2 separate regions of the Homo sapiens genome follow, and region 2 is linked to region 1. The links are chromatin loops, found by intact Hi-C in ENCODE. Cell type or tissue: transverse colon. All regions are shown on one strand. Links, peaks and the distances in the headings refer to the core of each region. The heading gives the core; the rest is flanking DNA. Region 1 overlaps FAM53B (family with sequence similarity 53 member B). Region 2 overlaps LHPP (phospholysine phosphohistidine inorganic pyrophosphate phosphatase).

Region 1 (11,099 bases), core at 3,994-8,993:
GATGTTATGGCAGGTGGTGGAGAGCCAGGCCAGGACACAGCAGGCCGCAGCCCATCCTACCCCAGCTTCCCAGACCTTCCCCTCCATGGAGACTGCAGGCTCGTGGGCACCAGGCACACTGGGCTGGAGGCACCCACTGCCCATCTGTCCCTCTCCATCCTGGAGGTTTCCTGCCCAAGGCTTGGCCCTCTGCCGTGCCCAGGCCTGTGGTCTTGAGCGTGGGGTTTTCCAACAGACGCTCCCAGAGCCTTGGATCCTCGATGTGTCTTGGTTTCCTCCCAGAAGCTTGGCTGCTGCAGTGTTCTCAGAGAGAGGGTTTTCTGGAGGAGGCAGGGTGTGCCATTGTGCCCTGCAGGGCCAAGCAGATTTTCAGCATCCTAGGAAGAACCAAGAATGCAGAAGTCTGGGGGTGGTGAGGCCTCAGCCAGCCCCATGGCGTCCCCAGTGCATTTCCTGTTGACTCTCCCCGTGCCCACACCCACTTCCTTTCCCATCCCTGGCTCCACCCTGAGCCCTCTGCTGGCTGATAGCTCCATGTGGCTACTGACCTGCTTCATGCACACGGGGCTGTTCTGGGCTTTGTAGGAAACAGTGACCACAGGCCAGGGTCATCCCTTGAGCTATGAAGCTCCTCCTGTGTCTGGTGAAGCCGAAGACATTTTCCTCGGCTCATCTCAAGCAGCCATCTTGGGTCTGCCCTCAACACTTCAGTGAGGTGCCCTGGGGGAGGGGGTGACCCCGAGGGAGACATAGCCACCCCACCCCATGGGGTGACATGGAAAGGGTACAGGCCTTCCCTGCCCTCTGCTGCTTCCTAGCTGTGACACTGGACACATACCTGCCTCCCTGAGCCTCAGCTGCCACACGAGTGCATTGGTGACATGCATCTCTGCTCACACTTGTTCTGAGGACAGTCCTGCTAATGGAAAGCTCCCGCATGTGGTGGGGTCTTGGCGACAGCTTTCCTTTTCTTCTCTTGCCTGCCTGTCTACAGGGAGCTTCCAGTTCCTTTGGAACTTCAAAATGTACAGATCAACACTCTGCTTGAGACCCTGAAAAATCTGATTGTCGCAGCTTGGGGAGTGGGGTTTATGAGCAAGAGAAACACCCGAGGCCTGGAGCCTTGGGGCCGCTCCTCAGAGACAGGGAGATTTGCCGTGGCTTTCTGCGCCATTCATCCAAGTCACTTAGACTCAGAGTCCCCATTTATGAAATGGGTCTAGTAATAAACTTGAGAGCTTCAGGGCAGTGATACACATTAAATGAGATGATATTTTCCCCACGTGCTTGGCAGAGTGCCCAGCACAGCCTGACCATCAGCACATGCGGCCCCGATGCCTCGCTGTGCATCCCTTCCCAGTGTGTGCCGCTCACCAGTCCTGCCTCTTCATTGAGTTTGGGCTTCTCTGAGGTGGAGGCTGTTCTCCTTCTGCTCCCAGTTCCCATCGCCTGCTGCAGGGTCTGCCAAGGGAGGGCTTGCTACCCAGGAATGGCCCGGCCAGGAGGCTGGCTGTGTGAGATTCCAGGGATGGGGCCTCACTTAGAACCTGGAGAGGTCGACACCCATACACCCACATTTGCCTGTTTGCTTGCCTTGGGTGCTTCTGCAGTGGGCAAGAGATGCCAGTAGTTTTCCCAGACTCCCTGGCATCCATCATGGCTGCTTCCAGCCTCCCCTTAAAGTAATGGGATGAATCACCCCAGTATTGCAGGCTCATGAGTTAGATAAGAAGGGAAGTCAGAGTTCACATAAGGGGGTTGGCTGGAGGCCAGGTCTCCCAGCAGCAGGAGGAGACTGGGCAAAAGAGCGTCACAGGGTGGCCATCTGAGCTGGAGGGCAGGGATACTGAGGGAGCCGTAAAGCCCTGCACCTATCGGGAACCTCGTCTCATGTATTCCAGAGGCTCCGGGCTGGGAGCAAAAAGACCAGGGAGGAAACAGAAGGCGCCGGCACAGCAATGGGAGGGCCTTGGCCTGTGGTAGATGGTAACAAAACGGTTCCGTTTGTTCTGGGATTCCTTACACGCTTGGCTGTAGAATGGCACGTTTCTCCTCCTCTCTCCTGTCAGGCATTAGAGGCCTGGGGAAGATGTTTGAGCCCATTGCGGGGCCAGAGCAGATACAGCCCATCTGTATTGAAGCCACGATGGAAACATTCTTGAAGGCACATAGCAAATGCCTAAAGAAAGCGAGCTGCACTCACACAGGCAATCAGAGGGAGAGACGCTGTGATGTGGAGTGACATGGGGCTTGTGGGTCTGTGGAGAGCTGTCCTTCATGGGAGGATCCCTGACTCCATCCGCTAGATGCTCATTGTTCCCCCTCCCGCAGTCATGACAAGTGGTCCTCAGCTGGGGGCAACATTGCTGTGGTCGAGAACCACTGACTGGAGTAAAAGGCCTTGACCTCCCTGGTGTCTGCAGTCCCTGAGGCCCTGTTACCTGTTTGGCCTCAGACAGGAAAGCTGATCCTTCTGAATTGGGCAGTGGCAAAGGAGACGCACCTTCTCGGTGCCCACTCAGCTCAAATGCCATGCAGTGTGGGGTGGAGCTGGGCGGCAGGGCATCCTGTTACCTGTAGACACAGAGGCCTGCTGCCCCCGGGACAGGCTGTTTACCCTTATTGGCCCCAGGTTTTCCATCCTGGCTATCCCTGAGTCCAAGTCCCTAGGAGCTGGGAAGGATGGTCACATGATGGTTTCCTGGCGCACTTCTGCCAGCTCCCGGGTGATGCTGGGGTCTCCTGAGCCCCTCGAATGAGGCCAGGCAAGCAGGCGTTATGCCAGACAGCCGCCAACAGTGTGCGTCGCTGCTTTCCATAAGAAAAGGCGCCTGAGACCCACTGCCAAAGCACAGAGCCATCTTGCCCATTAATCAGGATTTCAGGATTCTTGGAGTGATCTTAGCAACTGCCTGGCAAAATCCCTACTCAATTTACCCTCACCTGTCTGCCTTCAGCAGAGGCTGGGAAGGCTGTGGGTGGAATGGGGGTGGGGTGGGGAATGCTGCCGGCGTGGGCCCATCTTGGGCCCCTAGAGCCTGTCTCAGGGGCTGAGATTTTGCATCTCTCAGCAGGGCCTGAGGGGGCACTCTGAATTAGTGTTATTGTTATTATTGCTCTCAATGATTACTGTTCTCCATTTTCAATTTTAAAAAATTAAAGAGAAGAAGGGATTTTCCCAGTTACTGTGTTGAGGAAGAGGCTGAGAGAGCAGATAGGCGGTCTTACCACAGAATGGCGGTGATGGCAGGGCCCACTCTGCACCTGAGGCCTCCAGGGAGGGCCCGAGTTGCCCCGGCTACCCCATCCTATGCCGAGGGCTCCAGCCAGCTCCTTGTGGCCACAGGTACCCTGGGCCCTTGCTTGAGGCTAAACCTGGTCATGACTTTGCTGCGGTCCCCAAGGTGACCTCTGCTTGGCGCCCTTGCCTTGTGGCCTGGCTTCAGCCCTGCAGGTGACAGTCATGTGGCTCCTCCCCCTGGCATTCAGGGGGAGAGCAAGAGGCAGGCCCCTCAGAACTCTGGATGTGGAGGGGCCACCATCACCTACTTAGGGACAGATGTTCTTGCAGCACCGAGTCCTGCAGCAGAGGGACTGATGCGCCGTCCCCTTCCATCTCCCAGCCTACCTGTCAGAGCAGGCTCTGGCTGGAAAAGCCAGCCCAAATGGCCCTCTTCTGCCTCCCTCCCCCATGCCCATCCCTGCTGCCACCCCCAGGACCCATCTGCACTCTCGGGTTCCCTACCCACAGCCATGTGGGAAACTGACATCCCAAGCTTCTCTGAGCACCCCAGGAAGGTCACCTCTCAGGCCTCCCTCAGTGGCAAAACCCTTTGAGTGGTACATTTCTGAGCTGTTCCTGCCAGGAGGAAACCCTGGTAATTTGGAGAAGGGTTGCTGAGTGCCAGGCAGGTCAGCCAGAAGTGATGTGCATTTCACTGAAAGAACAGAGTTGCCACCCACATCTTCATTTCTAGGCTAGGAGCTGTCCTGGAATTCTAAAGGGAAGGAAGGAAGGAGGGCGGGCAGTGAGCAGCCCCAGCCCTGTCTCTGGGGGTTCTAATTGGCCTTTGCAGAGCCAAAGCTCCTAGGTTTGCTGGCAGAGGACGTGAAGGGGCTGTAGCCACTGGTAGTGCTATGAGTTGCGGTCTTAGCTGTCACTGGGTAAGGGCTGTGTGCCATGACTGTGCTAGCCCAGCTAACTCGGTGAGCTAGCTCTCCTTACCAGCATTTTCCAATTGAGGCAGGCTCGGTGGGGCCAAGTGACCAGGCGGTAGACAAATAGCTGCAAAGTGGCCAGGCCTGGGTACCCTCTTCCCCCAACTATAAGCAGCTCAAGGCCTGGTGGCTTGTGGCCCACCAGGTGCCCTGGGAGCAGGCACCGGGTGGTGAATTTACCCTGAGTCACATCTTCGTTGGAGCAAGGCCAGTTTTGCCCTTTCTTCCCGAGCAGGTGTGGAGGCCCCTGGCATGAGCAGGAAACACTAGAATGTTCCAGAGACCCAAGGGACCAGCCTTTTCTGGGGGCAGATGCCATGTACAGATGGGCATCTCCAACCTCTGGATGCCCTGTGTCTCTCTGAGGATGGGGCGGTGGTCAGAAAGGGCCCTGTCTTCCTAGCCTGCTGGCCGCTCCAGGAGCCGCCCAGCGTGCACCGCTGTGCCTCATCTTCTGAGCCTTCCATCCTCACTGCTCCTGGGGGCAGCCCTGTGGGGGAAATCACGTTTTTAATTAGCCTGGTTCGGGATGGCGGCTCTAAAGCTCCGGGCCGTGAATGCAGCCTCTTCGCCTTTGGAATCCGCTGCCAGTGGACACAATGTAGCTGTAGGAATGAAAACAAGAGAGAGAAAGGCCCACAGGCTCAGATTTTTAATTGGCACTGTCCTCCCAGCCCTGCACCCCCCCGCTGGCCCTCCCGGGGCTCTGTTTGGGCGGCCGGGCCCGGGCGACGAGTGATGGAGGCTTTCACAGCTTCAGACTGATTTAAGTGGACCTGTATAGATTCCTGCAGCCACGCTGAAAGAGCCAGGCGCAATCACCGCGCCGAGAAACCCTGGGAAATTTATCAGCCACCTGCGCGTCGTGAATAGGGAGAACTGCTGAGGGCCCTGCCGAGCCGCCTGGGCTTCAATGGCCCCACAGCCCAGCCTCACAGAAGAGATTTTTCTAAAGCTGCAATTAATTTTTTTCCCCTCAATCAATTGGAAGTTGCTTTCTTGCTTTCAGCTGGGTGAGTGTGATCCTTGATTCTGTGATTCTCCCTTAACCTGAGCGTTCCAACAATTGACGTTTCTCTCCAGAGACAGACAGCTTTATTTCCTGTCGGCCATCTAGGAAGAGACATTTTTGTTTGTGTTTTGTGTGTCCTTTTCGTGCTCTTTCTTTTCTTTCTTTAAGATCATCTCAAGCTAACAGTGAGAAAAAAGGCATATGTGAGCGATTCTGCCTCGACAGGTCCCACGATACCGTCAGGAATGTCCGTTTTTCTTGCTTTCATGAAAACACTGTGGGGTCTTACTTAGAGGAGACAGTGGTAGAGATGAAAGAAGGAAGGAGAGGAGTGCATGTAATGCGGAAAGGAGAAAGGCAGTCTTGCCGGACTGCCAGAGAGCCGTGTGCTGCAGCTTCAAGAGGTTTCTCCTAGACCGACCTCCACCCTGCAGGAACAGTTATGGGGACAATTCTTGGCTCCTATTTAATTTTACAATGAGAACCAATTCCACTGCATAAGAAGAGAAGGCCACCCTTTCTGCCTGGAGTCACTGTCTGAAAGCTTCTGTGATCGGCAGTTGCACGTGCCCCTGTGTCTCGGGGATCCTGACTCACGGGGATTTCAGGTTCCGTGTTCACTCAGGGACATTGCTGCCGAAGGATGGCAACCATTCTGGCTGCTGTGGCAGAGCGGGACACCTGCAAGCCAGCCTGAGCACCCATCTGCCTGTTGGGCCACCGGGCAGCTTCTGCAGATGGGAGTCATCAGGCTTGAGAAGGTGACATCTGGGCTATGCCGGGCTGCCCTTCTGTTTTGGTAGAGTCACTGCCTTCACTGCCCCACCCTTGAAACTGGCTTGCTTTTGTCACAACCACCGGAGAGGCGTTGGTGTGAGAGTGAGACCCGTCACTGTGGACGTGTTCACACGCATGGCGCTCTGGCTGTCCTCTCCTTCCCTGGAGCCCGTGCCTTTGTTAAGATCTCTAGGACCTGCTGGCATGGCAGCTTGCCCGTAAAGCCTCTCAGCAGGGAGGGCTACTGTTCTTGAGGGTGAGAGACAGAAGTGGCCGCCCTGTGGTCTGAGCCTGCCCGGCACAGCCACTGACTGCACTTGTGGTGACTGTCAGTTAGGGCTCCGATGGCTTATTCTTCCTCGAGGAACACTCACGTTCTCAGGGTGGGCATGTATGCACACGTGTATGCACGCACGCCATTTGTTCAGTTGTGTACCTGCTTTAGGCTTCCGGCTCTCCAGCTGGGTGACCTTAGCAGGTTCCTCAGCCTCTCTAGGCCTCTGTTTCCTCAACTATAAAATAGTATCACTGGCACAGGCCTCCTGGGGGTTCTGGAGGAACCAGCGAGTCGCGGTGTGCCAAGTTCCTTTCGCAGTGCCCAGCACATAGTTAGGATCTAGTTCATGGGACCTGTAAGTCTTATCAGTGCTTGCCGTCTTAATAAGACCCACCTGTTGACACCTGGGACCGAGGGTCAAGAAGGGGCTCCTCTCCTCTCTGGCTCCCAAGGAAGGGGCCTCTTGCAGGCACAGTGGATCCAGTGTGTTGGGGGTGGGTGGTGCTTTTCCCCTAAGGCCATGGTGGTTGCTCCCTCGAGGATTTTAGAATCTTATCTCTGAGTTCCCCGTGACTCTCGGCTCCTGTTTTCTAGTGAACATGGGCCTCAGTGATGACACATGGTTGTCTGGCAGTTCCTTTTTGTGGTAGCCACTTGCTGATAGAAGGAGAGGCACCTCCCCAGTGGGTTCTGTGCTTTCTCTGAAGCACCAGATGTTGGTGCCAGGACAGAGTTGGCTCATCTCCTAACTTGGGCTGAGCCAGTGATGGTCTCAGCCAGAGGCTGGGGCCCTGTCCTGAAGCTGGTCTTGGGGTAGTGTTCTCACTATTCCACCACAGCTCACACTTCCCATCTGCACTGGAAGGGTTACTGGGGGCTCAGAGTTAAACTGGCCCCAGCATTATTGGTCACTGTAGAAACTGCAACATGTTGAAGTGAATCCAACATATCGAGGAAGAGGTATGTGTGTGACGTGTGAGCATTTACCTTTAAGGGAAGGAACTGGATGAGAGCCAGTCGGGGTCCGTTGGAGGCTGCCCGGGACTCTGGACAGCCCCTGAGGGTGTCTGCTCTGGGCACTGTGCTGGTTTCTTCCTGTTTTGTCTTACTGGTTTTGTCTTCTGGGTGCTTTCAGCCTCTCCCACACACATCATTTGTCACCTAGGCGGGGTATGCTCCAGAGGAAAGTAAAATACCCACAGCCTTTGTCCCTTCCTCCCATCTGGCTGAGGGCTCTTCCTAGTGTGGGGTCAGCGGGGCGTGCCCTCTGCGGCCTTTGCCGGGCTGTTGCCTCACTCTGCTCTGCCGCAGCGGGGGCTGTCTTTTTCCTCCTCCTCTCTTCCTGCGCTCGGGGCTGTATTGCATGGTGGTCAGCGCCTGATCCCGGATTCAGACTGCTGGCACCTAGATCCTCCCCACTCACTCCCTGTGTGGCCTCACCAAACCTCTGATGACAGTAGCGCCCCCTCCCAAGGTTGAGGTGAGGGTTTAGTGGGGCGATCCCATGGAGCTCAGGGTAAATTCTTAGTAAACATTAGCTCTGCCATCATTCGAGGCTCTGCAGCTGCTAGGACACCAGAACGAACCTCCAGAAATGCCCTGCCTTTGTTCCCAGGACAAGACAAGATTCTAGGGGATGACGGACTGGTGGGATTCATGGCATCTCCACCTTTGGGTTGGTTTTCTGCACAGGAAGAAACACATGGATTTAAGAATGATTTAGGGTGGCTCCAAGCCCTGCACATTCTTCAGGGGCCATCTTGGTGTGCCCCCTACTCCCCTTGTTATCCCAGCCACTGCCTGCCCTTTTCTGGGCCAAGGCTTGGCTGCTCAGGAACACGATCCCTCCCCAACCTGCCGCGCAGAGCTGTGCAGGCTGAGGGTGCTGGCCGGAGAGGTGTGGAGGGCCTGAGGCTGTGCTGCTCCTCACACTCGCAGACAAGCCCACGGGGTGCACCTGAGAATGCACCTGTAGCAAGGTGCAGCCGTCAGGGCTCCCTGAATTGCCTTCTTTGCTGCTCCAGTTGGTGTGGTGGCTCTGCCCAAGGGCTTTCAGCCTTGTAGTTGGGAATTTTTACCAAGCAGCAGGCAAGGCTTGCTGGGGGTTCCTAGGGGTAGAAAGTGATTTTCTGCCATCCTGAATTCTGGTATTTTATGGTAGCAGTGAGGTGCAGCGTGGTGGTTAAGGGTGGGTGCAGGCTTTGAACAGACAGATCTGGATTTGAACCTGGCCCTGCCACTGCCTCTCGGTGGGAGTTTGCCCAAACCAACCTCTGTCTCTCCAGGTGTAAAAGGAGGCTGGCAGAGCCTGTCCCTTGTGCCTGGATGATGAGCTGATGGAGGTGAGAGGTCCCCCCATGCCCGCCCCAGGCATCTGTCTCCAGCACTTTCACTCAGACGCAGCTAGGCACTCTGGGATGCGGGCGCTGTGTTTGTATATTCTGCCAAGCATTTAAACAGTAATGAACAAAAGGGGAAAATATAGAAAGGGGGGGAAAAGCCTATCAGAAAATTCATAGTTATGTTGAGGTGTGTCCCTGGGAAAGTCAAAAGAACAGAGACCCACCCCGGCCAACCCTTCTGGAGCCTGAGTTGGGCCTCTGAGTGGGAGCCCCACCTGCCAAGCACCCTGGGCCTTGAGCTGGGTCTTCCCAGGACCCCTTCTGATCCAGCCTGCACAGCTGCCTCGAGAGGTCTGCCTCGTGATGCCCACCATGACCCGCCCAAGGCCACTCAGCTAGACAGAGCAGATTTTCTATTTCTGTGTCTGTTTGGTGGCAAACAGCATGCCCCGGGCTGCATGCCCACTGCTGAGGATGGGCCCTGTCCTCAGCCCTCTTGGGGATCTCCTGGCACCTCCAGTACTCTTTAAGGAAACATTTCCTGAGTGCCTGAACCTGGCACAGAATCCTGACCTCCTGCTGGGGTGGGTCTGGCCCGGTCCTGGTAGAAAATACAGAACCCAACCCCCCATGGCCCACCTCTGAATCCCTGTGGTCCAGAAGCCCTGAACTAGGGGCTCCCTGTCAGGTGTCACATTGGGTTAGAGAGACGGGACTTATATGGGCAAGAGGCTGAGCCACCCCAGGAAGGGTCCCTGGTGGGTAAGTCTGGGGTGAGTCTCCCCACATCTCCACCCAATAGCTAAGCCAGTATTTGGTTTGCCTCCAGGTGAGAAAAGCCTTAGCAAATGCAGTCTCCAGCAGGTCCTGTGGGGCTCAGGGAACACCAGGGCCCTACATATACTTTGTCCCCACCACTCACTTCTGGCGCTGCAGGTGGGGCCAGCTGAGCCCAGAGGAGCAGAATGTGCCCAGGAATGTCCTTCCACACCCACCACCAGCGGGCATGTCCATGGCCAGCTGCCCTGCTGGACGTGCTGGGATGTGCTGGCCAAGCCTTGCTGGTCTGCCACCTTGTCCTCGCCCCTGAAGGGCTCCAGTAGCCAGCGAGGGCCAGCATGGCCTCCCCCGCCCCAGCATGCCTGGGGTCTCTGCTTTCATGGACTGTTTGTGGGTGGGGTGAGGTGGTCAGTGGTCCTCCTTGTGCTGTGTCTGCCTGGGGCTGCTCGTGGGCAACGTGGGTCACTCCCTCTGTCGTGGTGCAGCTGGCACCATCAGGTGCTGTTCAAACCCCTCTGAGCCCCGAGCTGCTTGTGATCTCATTTCAACTCCATGCAGCCCCTCTAGGGCAGTTTTATTTCCCCATTTTACAGATGGGAAAAGAGAAACTCAGATTGCGTAACATGCCCAAGGAAGCACCGGTCCCAGTGTTTTGTTTTGTTTTGTTTTGTTTTTGAGGTGGAGTCTCTGTCACCCAGGCTGGAGTGCTGGAGTGCAGTGGTGCAATCTTGGCTCACTGCAAGCTCCGCCTCCCAGGTTCATGCCATTTTCCTGCCTCAGCCTCCCGAGTAGCTGGGACTACAGGCGCCCGCCACCACACCCTGCTAATTTTTTTGTGTTTTTTGTAGAGACGGGGTTTCACTGTGTTAGCCAGGATGGTCTCAATCTCCTGACCTCGTGATCCGCCTGCCTCAGCTTCCCAAAGTCCTGGGATTACAGGTGTGAGCCATGGCGCCAGGCCCGGTCCTAGTGTTGACAGGCAGGATCCCACCCCAAATGGATCATCATTTCAGTCCTTCATTCAGCCACCTGACCCTGTTTTTCCAGGCATCAGGGTTGCAGCCCACAGAGGCACTCAGACAGGGAGGGCCCACCAGCTCCTGGGTGCGGGGGGCTCCAGAATGGAGAGCGAAATTCCCTCTGCCTGCACAGAGAGGCTCCATGGAGGCTTTGATAGGGCTGGGGTGGCTGTTTCATTTCAGCTGGGCTATGCAATGGCAGGAAGAGTCTTTCGGGAGAGAGAGGTTTAGGAAGCGGGCGATCCTGGCCTATGGAGGGCACTCCATGGGAGGGGCTCCATGTGTCCAGGGGAGCCTGAGTAGGCAGGGAGGGTATGAGTGAGATTGGCCTGGAGATACCGGGCCTTTAGCCCTGGAGTGAGGTGTTTGCTTTTTATTCTGAGAGCTTGGGGAGGAAGGTGCTGGATCAGGTTTGAGACACATTGAGCTGAGAGGAGCGTGGGACATCAGCAGGGACATGCCCATTGGGTCTGGAGCTCAAGATGGGATCTGGCCTATGGTGGCCATTAGGGTGGTCAGCAGTACAGGTCTGAGTTGGATTTGGTGCCCGGTCGCAAGTTGCATCGAAGCTAGTCTCGGTGCAGTGGCTTTGCAGGGTAGGGCAGGGACACCCGGGGCTCAAGCCGAAGACCCTCATTGTGCAGATGGGCCCAGAGCAAGCAAGACTTCCCCAG
Region 2 (11,099 bases), core at 3,737-8,736, 61 kb after region 1:
TCTGTGCAGGCCACTTCCTGCCCTGGAAAGTCGTCTCCTCTCGGTCCACCTTTCTTTCAAGCCTCAGCTCAAATCTCACTTCCCCTGTGGAGCCTCCCTGGACCTGCACAGACACTGCTGGCTGTCCCTTCATGAAACAAATTCCAAGCTCGGCACAGCACTGTGTCCCCAGGCCCCTTTCCATTCTGTGCTGAGTTTGTGTCTTCCCCACAAATCTGGGAGGTCCTTCAGGGCAGGGGCCTGGCTCACTCATATTTGTAACTGACCATAGTCCATGCTGGATCACATGTTGGGGCAGGGCTATTTCCCCCTCCCAACTCCAGAAGGAAGAGGACTAGGGAACAGTTCCCATCTTTCTCTGCACCGGCCCCACCCCTTGAGGTGACTAACCTCATTGGTCTTCACCCCTCCTTCTCCCCACCTCTCATTTAGACAGAAAGGTGACAATGTAGGGACGCAGGGATCCATCTACAATGTGGAACAGCTGCTAGGGTGGGTGTGGGAGGGGCACGGTCCTTCAGGGTTCACCTGCTTCACTACCTGGGACCTTCAGCATGTTAGCCTTGAACCAGCCTAAGAAAAATTTCCTACACAATGTTGTTTTAGAAACATATCTAGGCCGGGTGTAGTGTGGCTCACGCCTGTAATCCCAGCACTTTGGGAGGTCAAGGCAGGCAGACCACTTGAGTTCAGGAGTTTGAGACCAGCCTGGCCAACATGGAAAACCCCGCCTCTACTAAAAATATAAAAATTAGCTGGGTGTGGTGGCACACAGCTATAGTCCCAGCTACTCCGGAGGCTGAGGCAGGAGAATCACTTAAACCCAGGCGGCAGAGGTTGCAGTGAGCCAAGATTGTGCCACTGCACTCCAGCCTGGACAGAGCAAGACTCTATCTCCAAAAAAAGAAAACACACACATCTAGCCAGGCACAGTGACATACTCCTATGGTCCCTGCTGCTCGGTCCCTGCTTGCTGCTCGGGAGGCTGAGGCAGAAGGATTACTTGAGCCCAGGAGTTTGAGGTCAGCCTGAGCAACACAGCAAGGCTCCTTATCTTTTCTTTTTTTTCTTTTTCTTTTTTTTTTTTAGAGATAGAGTCTCGTTCTGTCGCCCAGACTGGAGTGTGATGGCGCGATCTCAGCTCACTGCAACCTCCATCTCCTGGGTTCAAGCAATTCTCCTGCCTCAGCCTCCTGAGTAGCTGGGACTACAGGCGCCAGCCACCATGCCTGGCTAATTTTTTGTATTTTAGTAGAGTCGGGGTTTCACTGTGTTGCCCAGGCTGGTCTCAAACTCCTGAACTCAGGCAATCTGCCCGCCTCGGCCTCCCAAACTGCTGGGATTATAGGCACGAGCCACCGCTCCTGGCCTAAGTCTCCATTTCTTAAAAAAGAAAGAAAGAAAAAATCTAACAGGAATGCAGTCCCATTTATGGTAGCTCAAAAAGAATAAAATACTCAGTAGTAAATTTGACAACGGAAGTGCAAATTTTATATTTTAGCTTATATTGTTTGTATTATATTATAGTTTATATTGTGAACACTACAAAATACAAGTAAAGAATCCCTTATCCAAAATGCATGGGACCAAAAGTGTTTCAAATTTCTCTCTATATATATTTTTTGATTCTGGAATATTTGCATATACATGAGATATCTTGGGGATGGGACCCAAATCTAAACATAAAATTTGTGTTTCATATATGCTTAGACACATAGCCTGAGGGTAATTATACAAAATTTTAAATAATTTTGTGCATGAAACAAGGTTTTGATTGGGTTTTGACTGCGACCCATCGCGTGAGGACAGGGGTGGAATTTTCCACTGTTGCTGTCATGTTAGTGCTCAGAAAGTTTCAGGTTTTGGAGCATACCAGATTTCAGATTTTTGGATTAATGATACTTGTTAAAAGAAATTAAAGAAGATCTAAATAAACAGAAAAGCATCCCATGTTCATGGAGCAAAATACTTAATATTGTTAAGATGGCAACGCTCCCTGCTACGGTCTGAATGTCCCCCCAGAATTCATGTATTGAAACTAAACCAGCAACGTGATAGTATTTCGAGGTGGGGCCTTTAGGAGGTGATTCAGTCATGAGGGCTCTGCTCTCATGAACAGGATTAGCAATTTATAAATAAAAGAGCTGCTATGAACACTGTTCGTCCCTGTTTCTCCTTTCCCTCCTTCGCCACGTGAGGACAAACCAAGAGGCACCATCTTGAAAGCACAGAGTAGCACTCACCAGACACCAACCTACCAGTGCCTTGATATTGGAATTCCCAGCTCCAGAACCGTGAGGAAATAAATTGCTGTTCTTTTTCTTTTTTTTTTTTTTTTTGAGACAGAGTCTCGCTCTGTTGCCCAGGCTGGAATGCAATAGTGGATCATGGTTCACTGCTGCCTTGACCTCCTGGGCTCAAGTGATTCTCCCACCTCAGCCTCCTGAGTAGCTGAGACTACAGGTGCACGCCACCATGCCTAATTTTTTTTTTTTTCAGAGATGGGGTCTCCCTATGTTGCCCAAGCTAAATTTCTCTTATTTATAGATTACCCACTTTCAGGTATTTTGTTATAGCAGCACAAATGGACTAAGACACTCCCCAAATTGGGCTACGGATGTGACACAACCCCCTTCAGAATCCCAGCTGACTTATTTGTTGAAATTGACAAGCTGAATCTAAAATTCATATGGAATTATAAAGGACCCAGAATAGCCAAAATGATCTAGAAAAAGAAGTACAAAGTAGGAAGATTCATACTTCCTAATTTCAAAACTTACTACAAAGGAACAGTAATCATGTCAGTGATCAATGCAATAGAACTGTAAATCTGGAAATAAAACTTTGTGTGTATGGTTGCTTTAGTTTGAATATTTGTCCCCACCCAAATCTCACGTTGAATTGTAATCCTCCATGCTAGAGGTGGGGCATGGTGGGAGGTGTTTGGGTCATGGGGCAGATCTCTCAGGGCTTGGTGCCATATTTGCGATAGTGAGTAAGTTCTCATGAGATCTGGTCATTTAGAAGTATACGGCACCCCTACCACTCTTGCTCCCATTCTCGCCATGTGAGATGCCTACTCCTGCTTTGCCTTCCACTGTGATTGGAAGCTTCCTGAGGCTTCCCAGAAGCAGATGCTGCTTTACTTTCTGTGCAACCTACAGAACTGTAAGCCATTTAAGTTTCTTTTCTTATAAATTACCCAGGCTCAGGTATTTCTTTATAGCAGTGCAAGAACAGCCTACTACAATGGTCAACTGATTTTTGACAAGTGTGCCATGACCATTCAAAGGGGAAAGAATAGCCTTCAACAAATGCTGCTGGGACAACTGGATAGCACCATGCAAAAGAACAGAAGTTGTACCCTTACCTCACACCATATGCAAAAGTGAATTAACAATGTATCAAAAACCTATCTGTTACAGCTAAGAATATATAATTCTTAGGAGAAAACACAGGGGTAAATCTACATGGCTTCAGATTTATCAAAGGATTCTTAGATATGCCACCAAAACTATAAGCAACAAGAGAAAATAAAAGATCAAATGGACTTCATCAAAACTTTAAAAACTTTTATGCTTTAAAAAACAACATCAAGAAAATGAAAAGACAACCCACAAAATATGAGAAAATACAGTTGACCCTTAACAACTGGGTTTGAACTGCATGGGCCCACTTATATGCAGTTTTTCTTCTACCTCTGCCACCTTGAGACAGCAAGACCAACCCTCCTCTTCTTCCACCTCCTCAGCCTACTCACATCCTACTCAATGTGAAGACAATGAAGATAAAGACCTTCATGATGATTCACTTCTGCTTCATGAACAGTAAATATATTTTCTTCTTCTTTTTTTTTTTTGAATAGAGACAAGGTTTCACCATGTTGCCCAGGCTGGTCTTGAACTCCTGAGCTCAAGCAATCCACCTGCCTCGGCCTCCTAAAGTGCTGGGATTACAGGTGTGAGCCACCACACCCAGCCCCTTATGCTTTTCTTAAATTTTCTTTTCTCTGGCTTCCTTTATTGTAAGAATATAGGGTGTAATACATACACAAAATATGTGTTAACCAATTGTTTATGTTTTCAGTAAGTCTTCCAGTCAACAGCAGGGTATCTGTAGTTAAATTTTGGGGAAGTCAAAGGTATATACAGATTTTCTACTGCATAGGCAGCAAGCACCCTTAACTCCCATGTTATTCAAGGGTCAACTGTACCTGTAAATCATATATTTGATAAAGGCCTTATATCCAGAATATATAAACAACTCTTACAACTCAATGATAAAAAGGCAACTAATCCACTTTTAAAATGTGCAAAGGAGGCTAGATGTGGTGGCTCACACCTATAATCCCAACACTTTGAGGGGCCTAGCCAGGAGGATTGCTTGAGGCTAAGAGTTTGAGACCAGCTTGAGCAACATAGCAAGATCCCATCTCTATAAAAATAAAAATAAAAATTCACCAAGAATGGTGGTGCATACCTGTAGTCCTAGCTACTTGAGAGACTGAGGCAGAAGGATGGTTTGAGCCCAGGAGTTCAAGGTTGCAGTGAGCTGTGATTGTGCCACTGCACTCCAGCCTAGGTGACAGAGATCCTGACTTTAAAAAATATATATATAAATAGGCCAGGTGCGGTGGCTCACACCTGTAATCCCAGCACTTTGGGAGGCCAAGGTGGGTGGATCACGAGGTCAGGAGATCGAGACCATCCTGGCTAACATGGTGAAACCCCATCTCTACTAAAAAATACAAAAAATTAGCTGGGTGTGGTGGTGGGCACCTGTAGTCCCAGCTACTTGGGAGGCTGAGGCAGGAGAATGGCATGAACCCAGGAGGCGGAGCTTGCAGTAAGCCAAGATTGTGCCACTGCACTCCAGCCTGGCCGACAAAGCAGAATCTGTTTAAAAAGAAAAAATGTGTGTGTGTGTGTGTGTGTATATACATATATGTATGTATTAAAATTGTGCAAAAAATTTGAATAGACATTTCTCCAAGGAAGACATACAGGTGGCCAATAAGTACAAGAAAAGATGCCTGACATCACTAGTCATCATTGTAGGGAATTGCAAACCAAAATCTGAATGAGATAGTACTTCACCAGCCACTAGAATGGCTAGAATTAAACAGTCAGATAAGAAGCGTTGGTAAGGACATAGATAAATCAGCCCTCATACACTACTGGTGGGAATGTAAAATGGCATAAAATGGTGCAGCTGCTTTTGAATAGTCTGGCAATTCCTCAAGTGATTAAAAATAGATACCACGTGACCCAGCAATTCCACTCCTTAGGCATATATTCAAGAGAAATGAAGACCTATGTCCACACAAAAACTTGCCCATGAATCCTTATAGCAGCATTACTCACAATAGCCAAAGGCAGAAACAACCCAAATATACACTAACACAGGAATGAATAAATAACTGTGTTCTATCCATACAGTGGAGCATTATTCAGCCATAAAAAGAAATGAAGTCCTGATACATGCTACAACATGGATGAACCTTGAAAACACGCAGAGTAAAAGAAGACAGAAAAGGCCACATACTATATGACTCCATTCATAAAAAATATTTAGAACAGGGAAACCCACAAAGGCAGAAAGCAGATGAGTATTTGCTTAGGGTTACAGAGATGAGGAGGTAACTAAAGGGTACAAGGTTTATTTGGGGGTAATGAAAATAGCCGGGCATGGTGGCTTACGTCTGTAATCCCAGCACTTTGGGAGGCCAAGGCGGGTGGATCCCAAGACCCAAGATCAGGAGTTCAAAACCAGCCTGGCCAACATGGCGAAACCCCGTCTCTACTAAAAATACAAAAATTAGCTGGGTGTGGTGGCGGGTGCCTGTAATCCCAGCTACTCAGGAGGCTGAGGCAGGAGAAGTGCTTAAACCCAGGAGGCAGAGGTTGCAGTGAGCCAAGATTGTGCCATTGCACTCTAGCCTGGGTGACAACAGCAAGACTCCATCTCAAAAAAAAAAAAAAGAAAAAAAAAAAGAAAATGTTCTAAAATTGACTGATAGCGATGGTGTATGAATATAATAAAAACATTAATTATTCACTTTAGATGGGTAAATTGTATCATGTGAATTATGTCTCAATAAAGCTTTAAAGATACATTTAACAGGAACTGATAAATATGAAAAGCTGACATGACAGAGGTGGCATTATAAGTCAGTGAGAGAAAAGGTGGACTACTCAAAAGTGATAATGGAACAACTGTTATCCACATAGAAAATAAAATCAAATCCCTACCTCACACCATATACACAAGTCAAATTCAAGTAGATTTGGAACCTGAATGTGCAAAGCAAATCTTTAGAACTCCTGAAGGAGAATGTAGAATATCCTTCTTTCTAAGTATAACAAGGAGAGGGATGAATTTCTTAGACAAGATAGAAAATGCACAAACTACAACATCATGATTAATACATCTGATTATATTTTAATTTAAAACTGTGTCCCAATAAGAGGCCATAAACAAAGTGGAAAGACAAACCACAGACTGGGAGCAGATGTGTGCACCACATATAACTGACAAACGAGTGGGAGTGAAATGTATAAAGAATGGCTACAAATCAGTAACAAGCATTCCACAGTGAAGCTACAAAGGATATGAATAGGTAATTCACAAAAAGGAAGTTTCAATGGTCAAGGTCATCAAACATTTGAAGAAGTGCTCAAGCACAGTAATAATATAGAAAATGTGGATTATATTACAACAAAATACCATCATAGTCTTAAGAGAAGAAGTTTAAAAAAATCTCACAATACCAAGAACTGGCCAGGATGTGGGATAATGGGATTCTTTCCTACTGCTGGAGGGGACAGAAATGGCACGTCCACTTTGGAGTCATCAACAGCGTATATCTAATTAGTAAAACAGAACATACATGTTTGCTCCAGCGAGCTCTTCTGCATCAGAGCTTGCAAAACTTCCTGGACCACAGGAATCACTTAAGTATCTGTTAAAAGAAAGAAAAGATTCCTGGCTCCAAATATCAGACCCACCAGAGCAGACCTGGAAATATGTATATTTAACAAACTCCCCAAGGTGACCATATTACCCGGCAAGTTTGGAGAAAAATGCTCTGAAGAACACCTAGCACCATATTTGCACAAGGAGACACATCCAGAGCTGTTCACAGAAGTGTGATCTGTGATCATGAAAAAAACTGGAAACCGCCTACATGTCCATCATCAGGGGACTGGAATATAAATTGTGGGACAGCCATACATTGAAATGCTACAGCACAGTTCTGGCCTCCTTCCTGGCCAACACTGAAATGCTGATTTCCAGAGGCCGGCCAGGCCTCAGAATGAATAGGTGCTATGTAAGTTTTCCCCTGTTGGCGCCGTGTCCGCGAATATAGTTGAGGGGAAACTGGACGGCACTCAGTGCTGTGATTCTTCTGCCTTCCCCAGAGTTGACTGCCTCCCAGGCAGGACTGACTCAGACTGGCCAGCGCCCCGGTGGTGGGCTGCCTGCTCAGAGGGCGCTCAGAACGCTCGGCCCGGGAGATGTTCCTTAAAGAGGGGCTGTCCGTAAGCTCCTCTGGGGAATATGAGATACACACCCACTCTCAGCCCGTTACAACATGTATCTGCTTGCTGGTAACCGGGAAGACCTGCCTTAGAGCCACTTCGACGGGGAGACCCAGTGACTGTGCCTGGAACAGCCTCAGGGGAGTGTGCCAGCTTCAAGCAGCCAGAATTTCCCAGGCTTACACAGCGGACCCCCCCGTCCGTGCTATCCTGCCCCTGGGAATCCCTTCTGGCCCTCCAGGGAGGCCTGAGGCCTCTGAGCAGCCTAAGATGGGTGGAGCCAAAGCTAAAGCAGCACTCAGGGCTGTGAAGAGCTTTTTTCCACAGTCAGGACAAAATGTGCCAGGCACTGGCCCCATGCCCCCTAGGTGCTGGGCTGCACTGGATGGTGGGGGTGCAAGCGGGGAGGGCAGAGATGCTGCTCAGCCCCTGCTAGCTTCTGACGCGTGGCGCGGTGTAAGCCCTGCATCCAGCAACTGTGCCTATGTCCCCTCAGCTCTGTGCCACCACAGCACCTGCCACACACACAGTTACATCCTCCCTGAACCCTCTCCCTCCCACACTGGCCAAGGCAGGGTGAGATGTCACCCTCTGAGCTCCCCAACACCCTGTGCCTCCTGATCAGAGCCCGTCACACCAGTGGTAACCGTTTGCGTCCCGCCAGTCCTTCACAGCAGACGCTCCACCTCAGAGACACTCAAGAACCCCTGCTGAATAAATGAATGGATGAATGAGTGAGCAGATCGGAGAAGGACACGTGAGGGCCAGTGACACATCGGGCTCCGCAGAGGACCCCAAGCCATGCCTGTGGCCCTGTGGCTCACCTGTCAAGTGGGGACTCGCAGAGCCGCCCCTGAGGTGGTCACGGGGCGTGTGCTGAGCACAGAGCCAGCAGCCCCTGCACGGACTTGGTCTTCGTTCTACTCCCTTGCAAATGCCCTGGGAAGCAGGTCAAGGCTATCAGCAGGGAGCAACCTGTGAAGGCTTCCTGGAGGTGACAGCATGTGGTGGGGCCTAGGAAGGCAGTGGGAACTCCAAATGTGTCTATGGGAGGAAGAGCGACTCAGGTGTGTGCCTGACCACTGTCCTGGGGCTTGGTCCCAGTCAGGTTCTCGGCTGGGGCCACTCTAGCACACCTGGCATAGAGGAAGAGGTCCTTCCAGCCCTTGGAAAGCACAGTTAGAGGAAACCTGGGTGGCACTCCCAGGATGGGGCTGTGTGTGCTGCACCGAGGTGGGGACCAGTGTGGCCCCACCTCACCTCAGGTAGCTCAGAGCCTGGGGGCTGAGAGGTCACACAAGGAGCTGGAGTAGCTGAGTACAGTTGTGACGGGGCCACAAGATTCAAGTCCCAATGCTGCCAGAGTGGAGGAGGGGCAGCCCCAAGGAAGGCCTTCCCCTGGGGAGGGATAGGAAGGTGAAGGTATGTGCATATGTGTGCACACATATGCATGTGCATGCATGTGTATTTACACATGTGTGCATGTATGTGTGCACACATGTGTAGGATGGGGCAGAACTGGTCACTGCTTCACATCAGGGAAGGAGAGATGACCACAGGGTGACATTTCAAAATGAGGAAGGCAGGGCCAGGCCTCTAAGGTTACCTGGTGCTGGGTAAAGAGGGACCTGGCTGTCCACCTGCCTCAGAGCCTCAGATTCCCTGGGGAACCTGAAAGCCGGAGGTGTGTCCTCTGGAGAGTCTCAACTGACAGTTTATGCAGCTAATTAAGTTTTTTCTTTGGATCCATAAAATCTCAGGGTGGACTCATTCCAAGGGATGCCTTCCTTTAAAGAAAAGGTTAGATGGGAAAAGGCTGTATGGGTGGGCCAGGGGTGGGAGGTGACCCCTGTGCCCAGGAGGCTGGGGTGGACGCTGGGGATGGTCTAGTCTTGGGTTGGCTGGGCTTGGCTGAGCCACCCTGGCCTCGGCCATCAGACACACAGCCTGGCGGTCGGGAGCACAAGCTCAGGACCCATCAGCCTACCTGGCCCTTCTCCTGGTCCAGCACGGACCCACCTGAGCAGGCTATGGAACCTGTCTGGCCTCTGCTCTCCTAGCTCTGAAATGAGGATGACAATGGTACCTACTTTCTAGGGTCTGGAAAGACTGAGTATGCGCTCAGTAGACTCTATTATTCGGTTTCCTTATCCTCAAAATGCAAATTACAGTGCCTACTTTATTTCTGGGTCGTGGCTGTTGAGAGGGCGGAGCAATGTACCTGTGCACTCAGGATCATGGCGGGCCAAGTCCCCTTGACAGTGGCACATGGAGGCCTGGCTGTGGTCGGGTGCTCAGCAGCCCACCCACGGGCCCGGGCTGGATGAGGTATCGTGGGCTACGGAAGGACAGGTGCACGAGGGCAGGGCTTTGCACAAACACTAATGTGGTCTCCCCGTCTACAGGGCAGGTAACTCCTGCCCTAAAGAACCCCCCTCAGCCCCCCAGTACCCCCGCCCTCAGCTCTGCCTATCCCTCGCTCAGGGAAGGAGTTTTGTGTGTGCAGTGAGGAGACCTCTGTATCCCATATTACCAGCAGGCCTGGGGGCAGACCATGGAGGAGGGTCTGGGGGCGAGATATGGGGGAGTCTGGGGTAAGATATAGGGGTGGCAGCAAAGGGGGATCTGGGGGCAGGCCATGGAGGGGGGTCTGGGAACAGCATATGGTAGGGAGTGGGAGCAAGATATAGGGGTTCTGGAGGCAGGATGGATATGAGGGGGTCTGGGAGCAGCTCATGGAAAGGAGTCTGGGGGTGGGATATACGGGTACCGCAAGGGGGGTCCTGGGGGCAACCCCTGAAGTGGGGTCTGGCCCTGCTGCCACCCCAGCGCCCCCACATGCTGCCTCATACCCCACACTAGTACTTTATGTTCTGCCGGGTTGGTAATGGGTTTTTCTTTGAACACGTTTCTGGGAAAGCTGTATTCTCACTCCTGCCTGCCAGGTAGTTTTAACATGTGTGAGCACTCTATTAGGCAGTACAATTATAATCTCATGTGAAGTCACCCTCAGCAGCTGATCAAGCCCGGGGTGTTCAGTGAACACAGTGGTTAAGAAACCAGGTCTGAGAGCTCCGGACAATGCAGAAACGACCAATCCAGTGGGAACCCCCATTTCTTTCGGCTCATACCTTTCTCATGAAGCACTGATTAGTATGTATCACAGCAGGCCCCAAGGGATGTGAACGTTTTCAGGGGGCCACCAGGCTGCCCAGACCCCCGACCTGGCACCCAGGTCCTCACCCAGCCCTGGCTCTCTGCCGTCCAGGCACCTCATGCCCCTGCGACCTCGCACACCCAACACGCCAGCCTTTCCTTCACTCACTCATCCACATGCACAATGCCTTTGGGGGTCAGGGTGTGGGGGACCGGGATGCAAGTTGGAGGTGGTGAGAGTGCAGGGGACACAGATCCGACCACGTGACGCAGTGGCAGTGGGTCCAGGGAAGCTGGTGCAGGAGTGGACAAAGGGGGCCAGGACGAGGGGAAAGACAGACACAAGGGCCAGCCAGTCCTGCAGACGCCTACAGAGGTCTCTGCTCAGAGCTTGGACCAAAG

Evidence for each region. Hi-C counts contacts between places; a loop is a spot of excess contacts. Peaks named below come from ENCODE experiments on the same cell type or tissue, not always from the same donor. Only the 100,000 strongest peaks of a DNase experiment are listed, where the experiment ranks them.
Region 2: it touches region 1 in a loop (11-fold over the local background); 1 of 110 quality-filtered maps calls a loop at or near these places.

The regions. Positions count from the first base shown.
Region 1 is chr10:124,637,356-124,648,454 of GRCh38, reverse strand. The region is part of intron 4 of FAM53B (family with sequence similarity 53 member B); the gene reads left to right. Among named protein-coding and RNA genes, the nearest start is that of FAM53B-AS1, 61 kb to the left of the region's middle. RefSeq lists enhancers at 1-188, 341-635, 5,628-6,365, 7,163-7,212, 7,844-8,583 and 3 more. In transverse colon, for the core only: no CTCF peak of the experiment used is centred there; a DNase peak (open chromatin) is centred at 6,976; H3K27ac peaks cover 1,862 bases.
Region 2 is chr10:124,575,604-124,586,702 of GRCh38, reverse strand. The region is part of intron 6 of LHPP (phospholysine phosphohistidine inorganic pyrophosphate phosphatase); the gene reads right to left. Among named protein-coding and RNA genes, the nearest start is that of LHPP, 120 kb to the right of the region's middle. In transverse colon, for the core only: no CTCF peak of the experiment used is centred there; no DNase peak of the experiment used is centred there.